Linked DNA regions of Homo sapiens: region 2 is linked to region 1. Evidence: chromatin contacts called from ENCODE Hi-C or POLR2A ChIA-PET data. All regions are on one chromosome and are shown on one strand. The core of a region is the stretch at or near the end of the contact, and the rest is flanking DNA. Distances in the headings are between cores, read along the strand shown. Region 1 holds the start of C11orf86 (chromosome 11 open reading frame 86). Region 2 overlaps PC (pyruvate carboxylase).

The links. A loop is a pair of places that touch in the nucleus more often than their neighbours do. ChIA-PET counts read pairs that join two places held with the same protein, here RNA polymerase II (POLR2A). Pooled maps may share reads with other maps.
Region 2: a map of PC-9 shows a loop between it and region 1 (3-fold over the local background). The contact joins the enhancer-like site here to the promoter of C11orf86 in region 1. A Hi-C loop is called at or near these places in 7 of 168 maps with a recorded cell type or tissue (HCT116, HepG2, K562 and 4 more), 2 of 37 single-sample maps with no recorded cell type and 12 of 50 pooled maps. POLR2A ChIA-PET finds 5 or more read pairs at or near these places in 9 of 52 experiments (A549, A673, HEK293 and 6 more).

Annotation. Positions count from the first base shown.
Region 1 is chr11:66,972,726-66,977,471 of GRCh38, forward strand. C11orf86 (chromosome 11 open reading frame 86) reads left to right here and starts at 2,579. Exons shown (of 2, transcript NM_001353554.2): 1 at 2,579-2,913; 2 at 3,452-4,284. The coding sequence starts at 2,638. The coding sequence ends at 3,526. RefSeq lists an enhancer at 3,260-3,763.
Region 2 is chr11:66,880,559-66,885,304 of GRCh38, forward strand. All of the region lies in intron 3 of PC (pyruvate carboxylase), which reads right to left. Among named protein-coding and RNA genes, the nearest start is that of LRFN4, 26 kb to the left of the region's middle. RefSeq lists enhancers at 1,418-2,155, 2,156-2,893. Within about 2 kb of position 2,898, at least 12 of the 41 ENCODE cell types and tissues checked have a DNase peak (open chromatin) inside an H3K27ac peak, as active enhancers do; they include HCT116, PC-3, PC-9 and 1 more, where a contact is called at or near this core.

The DNA of each region.
Region 1 (4,746 bases), core at 1,329-3,828:
CCTAGCGTTAGAGGTGGTTGGCTCATGGGGGTGGATTCTCGTGAATGGTTTAGCCCCATCCCCTTGGTGCTGTTTTCATGATAGTGAGTTCTTGTGAGATCTGGTTGTTTCAAAGTGTGTAGGCTGAGCACAGTGGCTCACGCCTTTATTCCAAACACTTTGGGAGACTGAGGTGGGCAGATCACTTGAGCCCAGGAGTTCAAGGCCAGACTGGGAAATATAGCAAGATCCTGTCTCCACCAAAAATACAAAAAATTAACTGGGCGTGGTGGCAGGCACCTATAGTCCCAGCTACTCAGGAGGCTGAGGCACGAGAATCACTTGAACCCGGGAGGCGGAGGTTGCAGTGAACCAAGATCGCGCCACTGCACTCCAGCCTGGGCGACAGACTGAGACTCTGTCTCAAAAAAAAGTGTACAGCACCTCCCGCCACGCTCTCTCTTTCTCCTGCTCCTATCATGTAAGATGCCTCATCCCCGCTTTGCCTTCCACCACGGTTGGAAGCTTCCTGAGGCCTCCCCAGCAGCAGAAGCTGCTATGCTTCCTGTACAGCCTGCAGAACCATGAGCCAATTAAACTTTTTGTCTTTATAAATTACCCAGTCTCAGGTATTTCTTATTTTTATTATTATTATTTTTTGAGACAGATTCTCTCTCTGTTGCCCAGGCTGGGGTGCAGTGGCGCAATCTTAGCTCACTACAACCTCCGCCTCCTGGGTTCAAGCGATTCTCCTGCCTCAGCCTCCCGAGTAGCTGGGATTACAGTTGCCCACCACTACACCTGGATAATTTTTTGTTTTGTTTTGTTTTGTTTTGAGACGGAGTCTTGCTCTGTTGCCCAGGCTGGAGTGCAGTGGCACGATCTCGGCTCACTGCAACCTCTGCCTCCTGGGTTCAAGCAATTCTCCTGCCTCAGCCTCCCGAGTAGCTGGGATTACAGGCACACGCCACCATGCCTGCCTAATCTTTGTATTTTTTCAGTAGAGACGGGGTTTCACCATGTTGGCCAGGCTGGTCTCAAACTCCTGACCTTGTGATCCACCTGCCTCAGCCTCCCAAAGTGCTGGGATTACAGTTGTGAGCCACTGCAACCTGGCCTAATTTTTGTATTTTTAGTAGAGAAGGGGTTTCACCATATTGGCCAGGCTGGTCTTGAACTTCTGACCTCAAGTGATCTACCCGCCTCAGCCTCCCAAAGTGCTAGGATTACAGGCATGAGCCACTGCTCCCAGCCTCAGGTCTTTCTTTATAGCAGCAGGAGAACGGACAAATACAACCACCAACTCACTTTGTTCGAGGGCTTGCTGTGTGCCAAGCCCTGTGGACCACATTTAATACGCACAACAATTACCCAAGTTATTTGTCCCTCTTACGAATGAAGGAGAAAAATGTGCCCAAGGTCACAAGGCTGCAAGGAATGAAGCTACAGTTTACCCAGAGGCAGTTGGTCCTCAGAGCTTGAGTGCTCAAGGATAGTGCTGTGCTGCTGGGACATTAGGGGCAGCGCTGGGCCTGGAAAAAATCCAGGCCTCCTGACTCCTAGCCTGGAGCCGTCCTGTTTCCTTCTGTTTCTTAAAAAAAAAAAAAAAAAAAAAGAAATTCTCCAGTATTGTATAACACATATACCATAAAGTTTACCATTTCAACCATTGTTGTGCAACCAATCTCTGGAACTCTTCATCTTATGAAATCTGAAAATTTACAGCCATTAAATTCTTCATTCCTCCCTCCCCCAGTGCCTGGCAACGGCCATCCTCCTTGCTGTCTTTGTGAATGTGATTGTTCTAGCTTGGAGCCATACTGATGCTTTTTTGAAAAATATATTTCTTTTTGAGACGCAGTCTTGCTCTGTCACCCAGGTTGGGTGCAGTGGCACAATCTCGGCTCACTGCAACCTCCGCCTTCTGGGTTCAAGTGATTCTCCTGCCTCAGCCTCCTGAGTAGCTGGGATTACAGGCGCCCGCCACCATGCCCAGCTAATTTTTTGTATTTTTAGTAGAGACGGGGTTTTACCATGTTGGCAAGGCTGGTCTGGAACTCCTGATCTCAGGCAATCTGCCTGCCTCGGCCTCTCAAAGTGCTAGGATTACAGGCGTGAGCCACCGGGCCTGGCCCAATTCTTAAAAGGCTGTCTCTGTTTGGTTGTTAAGCCATGGTGCTCAGTGTCAATGGATGCCGGGGCCATAGAGATTCAGAGGAGAACAAACTCTTCAGGGATGAGGTAGTCAGGGAAGCTGCCTAGAGGAGAAGGAGGAGAAGGAGGAGGGGGGAGGGAGAGGGGAGGGGAAGGAAGGGGGAGGGGAGGGGAGAAGGAGGGGGGAGGATGGGGGAGGAGGGAGGGGGGAGAGGAGGGGAGGGGGAGGGGAGGGGGAGGGGGGAAGGATAGGTGAAGGAGGGAGTGGCAATTTCCTCCCCTTGGCCTTCACTCCTTGACCCAGAAGGTGGGGAGGCAGTGGTGAGGTGACTCAGGGATGCTTGGCCCTGTGGCCTGCCCTTTGATTTATGAAAGCCACCTTGGCAGCACCAACCTTTGCCCCCAGTGATCTCTTGTCAGATGGGTGGAGGCACTGGGCCACCTCAGAGGGCCAGTGTCTTGCTGAGGGGCCGGAGCAGTCCTGTGCCTGCAGCCTCCGGAGCCATGGGAACAGGGCTGCGAAGTCAGTCCTTGCGAGAGCCCCGACCCTCCTATGGAAAGCTGCAGGAGCCCTGGGGGAGGCCCCAGGAGGGCCAACTCCGCAGGGCGCTAAGCCTCAGACAGGGGCAAGAGAAGTCCAGGTCCCAGGGCCTCGAGAGAGGCACAGAAGGGCCAGATGCCACTGCCCAGGAGCGGGTGCCGGGGAGCCTGGGGGACACAGAGCAGCTGATCCAAGCCCAGCGAAGAGGCAGCCGGTGGTGGCTGAGGCGGTACCAACAGGTATGGCTGTGGGCTGAAGGATGGAGGGTACCACAGCAGGTGGGCAGGGATTCCAGGGCAGGAAAGGTTCAGAGACAGAGCCAGCCCAGGCTGTGTACCAAGATGACAACCGAGCTGCCTGGAGATGAGGGTGCAGAGAGAGACACCCCAGAGCCACGTTTCAGAGGGCCCTGAAGGCATTTGGGATTTATCCCACAGGCACTGGGGAGCCACTGAAGGTTTTAGAGGAGGAGGGTGATATGGTAAGCGCTGTTTTTAGCTGATTGATAGTATGCTGGATGGGGGAATAGAGCAGGAGGCAAGGAGATCAGCCAGTGCAACTTCCTGGGAAGTACACTGTGTGACCCTCTCACCCCAGAGAAAAAGGGGAGATCTGGACCCCTTTGTGGGGGGCTGCAGGCTCCCTCCTCTAAGAGACAGGGTCTCCAATGAGCAGTGCTTCTCTACCTGGGGTCTACCCCCACCTCGTGGCTATGGGTGGAACAACATCTAAGCCCACCACTCAGCCCATGGGACCTCCCCCACCTCTGTCTTCCAGCAGGTAAGAAGAAGGTGGGAGAGCTTTGTCGCCATCTTCCCCAGCGTGACTCTGAGTCAGCCGGCCTCCCCGTAGCCCACACTGGGCACCATCAGCTAAAGATGCTGGAAGCCATCGTGGCCCCCTTGCTGTGCCTGGACCAGCCCACCGTGTCTGCTGACCTACCTCTTCACAGCTCTCTGGACTTTGGCTGGGTGGCCCTAGGAGGCTTCTGCCACCAGCTCACTGGAGTCGCCACGTGGCTGCCACTCTTAGCTCTGGCCCTTCCACTCCAGCACTAGCTCTCTTTGAAGATCCCAGCAGGGTCAAAAAGAAGGGGGCTCAGCTGTCTGCCCTCTGGGCTTGGGTAGGGGCCTTGGACTATGATTCTATGAAGGTTTAGAAGAAGCCTGCCCGGAATGGGGGCTGTGGACGCTCCTGCCCCACACGACCAGCTGTCAACTTCCAGGACGGAGCTTGATGAAGCCAGACCCATGGCCGAGAGGCTCACGGACGTTGCCTGGTCACTGGGCCATGACCCAACTGCCCTTCTTGTCAGTTGCTGATGGTGGGCCAGGGCGCAGGTCTCCCTCCCAGATGGTGAGCCCTCTGGGGCAAGGACCACAGCTGGGTGGCCCTCCTGGCTGAGCACTCTGTGCTGAAAACCTTTGAACCTCACGGTGTCCTGATGAAGGAAGCAGAGGAAGTCTTCCTCCCTGTGTGACAGAGGGGGAAACTGAGGCCCAGAGTGGGGAAGGGATTTCTTGGTTTTGACATCTCCGACCCCACCCCACCCCATCCAGTGTCCAGCACTGGAGTCGAACACAGTAATAAAGATGCTGAGAAAAAGTCAACGATTTGCCTGGTGACTAACTCGCTGGCTCAGACCCCCACCCCCCCACCCCTGCTGACCCCTGTGAGGCAGGCTAAGCCCAAAGCATCCCAGAATGCTTGGGCAGGGGCACCAGGGCCCGGGGCGGGCTGGATCCCCCACCAGGCTGGGCCTTTCCTGCCACTTCTCTGGACCTTTCTCCCCAGAGGGATTGTGCCCACCCTGTGCTGACCTCAAGGCCAGCTTCAGAGGACCTGGCTCTCAGTGTCCTGCCTCTGTGCCCACCCCACTGAGGTGGGGCTCCTTCTGAGGCTTAGAGAGGCAAGGGCCACACAGAAGGAGAGGGTCTGACCCCAAAAAGCCTGAGCTCTTCGAGAGACACTGGCACTTTTTGCAGGGCCCCTGGGGCTCTCCAGGCTCAAGCAGGCCCAAGGACAAAGGTGAGGGAGCAGCTAAGTATCCTGGTCCAGGATCTGTTCCGGGG
Region 2 (4,746 bases), core at 1,648-4,147, 92 kb before region 1:
GTCCTCAGGCTGTACGAAACCAAGCCCAGACACTGGAGTATGCCAGCCTTTCAACTCACAATGGCACATTCCCAGCAAGTGCCACCAGTCTGCAGCCCTTCTGGCTGGCACCATTCCAGGCACTTCCTGCCATCTTCACAGCACGGCACAGAATAGGCGATGGCCAGGCACAGGAAGCAGGGGGCAGCAATGGCTGGGGCCAGGCTCCCTCTGCGGTCCCATGCTGCAGTCCCATGCTGCAGTCCCATGCTGCACCCTGCTTTTGGGTATTTGGTTGGTGGATGGCAATCAAGAAGTTCTCAAGGTTGTCAAGTTTGGCTGAGAAGCTTCCCTGGAAATGCAGAGGGCTTTACTAACAGAACCCACAGAGCCGTTTCCTGCTCCCTCGAGCTGAGCCGCAACTCTTCAAGGGAGGCTGCTAGAGCCCCAGGTGTGAAGGGCATTCTGGGATGCTGCCAGGGCCAGCAACCAGCTCAGGTTACAGTTACACGCCTCGGGGGATGCCACTGTCTTGCTTGCTCCTGGTGATACACACAAGCAAAGCTCTCCCTTTCTGACCTCAGAAATGGGGAAACAGTAGTGAGTGAGTGAGAGAAAAGCAACCACCATCACCCAAAGATCCTTCACCCTGTTTTCCTCTCCAGAGAGCTGACAGCCCAGAGACCCACTTGCTATTTTCTGCAAATGCCAGCTGACAGATCCCTTTTCTTGGCCTCGGGTTGTGCATAAGAGACCAAGAAATAAGACAGCTTTGACTGTCACTTGGGACGTGTAAATAACTCCTTGCAAGCAAGAATGAGCCACAGTGAAGCCAGTAGTGTGTGGGGCACCTGCTTCCTCCCCTGCTGCCTCTCGGGTGACTCCACAGCTTCCATTTCCCTCCCAGCTTCAGCTTCAGATCAATAACTCAGCATTCCCCTTCCAGAAGGGAGTCAGGAAGGCACCTACGACGACCTGCAGGCTGAGGCAGGGCGAGGGCCTGGCCGTCACCTGCCCCGCTCCTGACAGAGCTGCCGCTTCCATAGCACACAACACATACTCACTGAGCTCCACCTGGTGCCCGGCCAGTGCCAGTGGAGGAGGGCACAATGGTGGGCAGTGACCCCAGCAGAGCCTTGCTCCTTGCCAGGCAGGGGCCACTGTGGCTCTTCACGCAGACTCACTCAGTAACCCTCACAGCCCCTCATCACCTCCCTGTACAGGTAAGGGACCAGGTGCAGTGGGATTAAGTGACACACCCAGGCCACCAGCAGAGCCGGCCTGGAGCCCGCTTCATATGGCCCCCTCCAGAGCAGGAGCTCGGACCCATCAGAGTTGGCCTATGGACTCTTCACTCAACTAAAGGAGTAAGTCACGGCTTTCATCAGGAGCACAGTGTGACAGGCACTTGGAAACCAAAATACCAAAACCAAAAACCCCACTTCTGATAAAACTGTCACTGGCCTGGCCTCCAGCAGGGCCACCAGTGGCACTCAGAGCTTCCCAACGAGAGCTGACGAACAATGTCAGCAGTCACATGTCCCAGATAAGCCAAGGCAGTTTCAATTTGTCTAATAAATCATCAAAATGTCCCTGAAATCCCACTACTTCAGACCTGAACTACATCTCCCAGGATGCCTCTTGCAACCAGAAGGAGCACAGAATCCTGCTGTCAGGCCATCATCCCCCAAGTTTTGTTCCAGACAACAACGTGGCCCCAGTGCTCAGCAGCCTTTCTGGGGACCAGGGCAGGGCGCCACCTAAGAGCTGCTGCAGCTGAGGCCCCACATCGCTTCGTCCTACATATTCCTGTCCTCACAGAGCGTCTCCTGCAGCCTCAGAGGGCAGCAGTGGGCAAGAGGCCGCAGAGGAAGGGAAAGACCAGGCCCTGCTTCAGGGGCGGGTGGCCAGCAAGTTGGTTCTGAAAGCCCAGCAGAGCACCTGGGTCCCTCAGCAAATCCTCAGAGGTGTGCTGGAGAGCAGCAGAGGGCAGAGAAGAAAGAAGTGTGGTTCAGAAACAGGCCCCAGGAACCTCCGAACCAACAAAGCTCCACACACCTACTTCCTATGGGCCCAGCTGCCCCCAGCACCAGCACCCGCACCAGGCTGTGCCCCTAGCCCCAGCTGGGCTCCACAGCTGCCAGTGAAAGCAGGTCAGAACCAGAAAGAAAGAGCTCTTGGCAGAGCACTCGGGGCTGCGGCGGTGGCAGCTCTGACGGATGGGGCCGCTCTCCCCAGGCGGCTCTGCTCTAAACATGTCCGACGGGCCCCAGGGCTGGCAGCCAAGAGGGACAGATGAAAGAACGACTCCACCTGGCTCTCAGGGCTGCCACGGCTGATATCAAAGCACCCAAGAGAGGACAGACTGAGGCTGAGATTTCTGGGCAGGGGGGGCAGAAGGGAGGACGCTGGAAACAATGCAGGTGACAGACACAGAAGACAGGAGAGAGACAATACCAAAGACGGAAACAGACACAGCACGGGTGCTCGCCGAGGCTCAGCTGTCCGGGCTCTGGGCCCCCAGGAGCGCCGGCTGCTCCAAGTGGCACTGCGGCGACGAACAGCAGTGAACAGTGCCAGCAGGGCTCCTCATCGCCCTGGCAACCCTCTATTCAAAGGAGCAGCCGAGGGGGAAAGGGTGGCACCGAGGCGACTGGCGCCATGGTCTCGGGACTTGTGGACTGGGGGACAAAGGGGGTCTCAGAGAAAGCAGAGTGAGGGGTCCCGAGGGCCTGCAGTGAGGTGGCTGCTCCATCCCAGCCTCACTGGAAAGCAGTGAGAATTTCAGGGCCAACACTGCCCCCTGGCGCACGAGGAGCCAGCTTCCTGCCGACCCTGCAGCACGGGGTGTGGGCAGGGCTCACATGGGAAGGTCACTTGTCCCCATTCCTCCACATCCTATAGGAGTAGGCTCAGGAATGCCTTCCCTATATTCCCCGGGCAGCCACCTCCCTCAGCTCTGTCCTTGTCTGTGCCCCACCCATCGTCCTGCTCAGGGGGCTCTCCATGAGGTCTCCGTGGCGTCTGTGTCCTCAGCAAAGAGCATTTAATGTTATAAAGATTTGTTGACCCGTCTTGTCTCCTTTAATAGACACTGTTAGGGCCCTGGGCACAGGATCCCTGGTCTCTTTTGTCCCCACATCTCCCTGGCACTCTGTACAGTGCGTAAGACCAGAACTAAATAAATGTCTGAGGGAATGAATCAGTGAAGAAATACTTCAGGTCACAATGAGGTTGCAGAGTGGCATGAGGCTGTTAAGATTCACCGTGAGGCGTGGTGGCTCATGCTTGTAATCTCAGCACTTTAAGAGGCCGAGGCAGGGGTATCACTTGAGTCTAGGAGTTTGAGATCAGCTTGGGCAACATATTGAGATCCTGTCTCTGCCAAAAAATTAAAAAAAAAACTTTTTAAAATTAGCTGGGTGTGGCCTGGCACGTGGCTCACACTTGTAATCCCAGCACTTTGGGAGGCTGAAGCGGGTGGATCACCTAAGGTTGGGAGTTCAAGACCAGCCTGACCAACATGCAGAAACCCCATCTCTACTAAAAATACAAAATTAGCCGGGCATGGTGGCACACGCCTGTAATCCCAGCTACTTGGGAGGCTGAGGCAGGAAAATCGCTTGAACGTGGGAGGCAGAGGTTGCGGTGGGCTGAGATCGTGCTATTGCACTCCAGCCTGGGCAACAAGAGCAAAACTCCATCTCAAAAAAAAAAAAAAAAAATTAGCTGGGCATGGTGGTGCCCATAGATAGTCTCAGCTGCTTGGAAGCCTGAGGCAGAAGGATTGCTTGAACCTAGAAGGTTGAAGCTGCAGTGAGCCATGATGGTCCCAGTGCACTCCAGCCTGGGCAACAGAGCAAGACTCTGTCTCAAAAAATAATTAATCAATTAGTTAAAAAAAAAGATTTACCTAGAAATATTATGGAGCATTCAGATAAAGATTAGTAAGGCTTGGCCCCTCCTGGGAACAGCACACACACACTAGTGGGACACACAAATGTCCCATACATATTGATTAGAGCCCAAAGTGATGTTGACAGGACAGAGAGAGGGTCTGAAGGACAAGGTCAGCAAAAAGCACCTCCCAGACTAATGCAGAGCGTGCCTGTGCCCCCCACACCCATATGTTGAAACCTTGATCTTGGACTTCCAGCCTCCATAACTGTGAGAAATAAATGTCTGTTGTTTAAAAGCCACCCAGCCTGTGGTATTTTGTCACTAAAGCCCAAAAGGACTCAGACGCAGCCTGGCAATGGGAACCAGGGAAGCTGAGTTTCAGGGCTGCGAGGGGCGACAGAGGCTAGGGGCACCAAAGACTCAATTCTAAACAGAACTGGACAATCTTTGCAGGGAGGAAGATGCCAGGACCCAGCAGACACTTGCAGGTGGCCCAGGACATTTCCCGACCCTCTTCAGGCCACCCCACCCCTGCTGGAGAGCTTCACAGGACCTGCTCCCCACTCAATTCCCCTCGTTCCAAGATGACAGGACATGAATGCTGGCTGGATTAGAGAGGGCCTCCCAGAGGCCTTGGGGACTTCGGGACCTGTCAAGCTCAGGACAAGCGGGTGTCACCCGGTGTTAGAGGTTGAATTGTGTCCCCCACCAAAAAAGATACACTGAAGTCCTAACCCCTAGCACCTAGGTCAGAATGTGACCTTATTTGGGCCAGGCGCGATGGCTCACGCCTGTAATCCCAGCACTTTCGGAGGCTGAAGTGGGCTGATCACCTGAGGTCAGGAGTTCAAGACTAGCCTGGCCAAC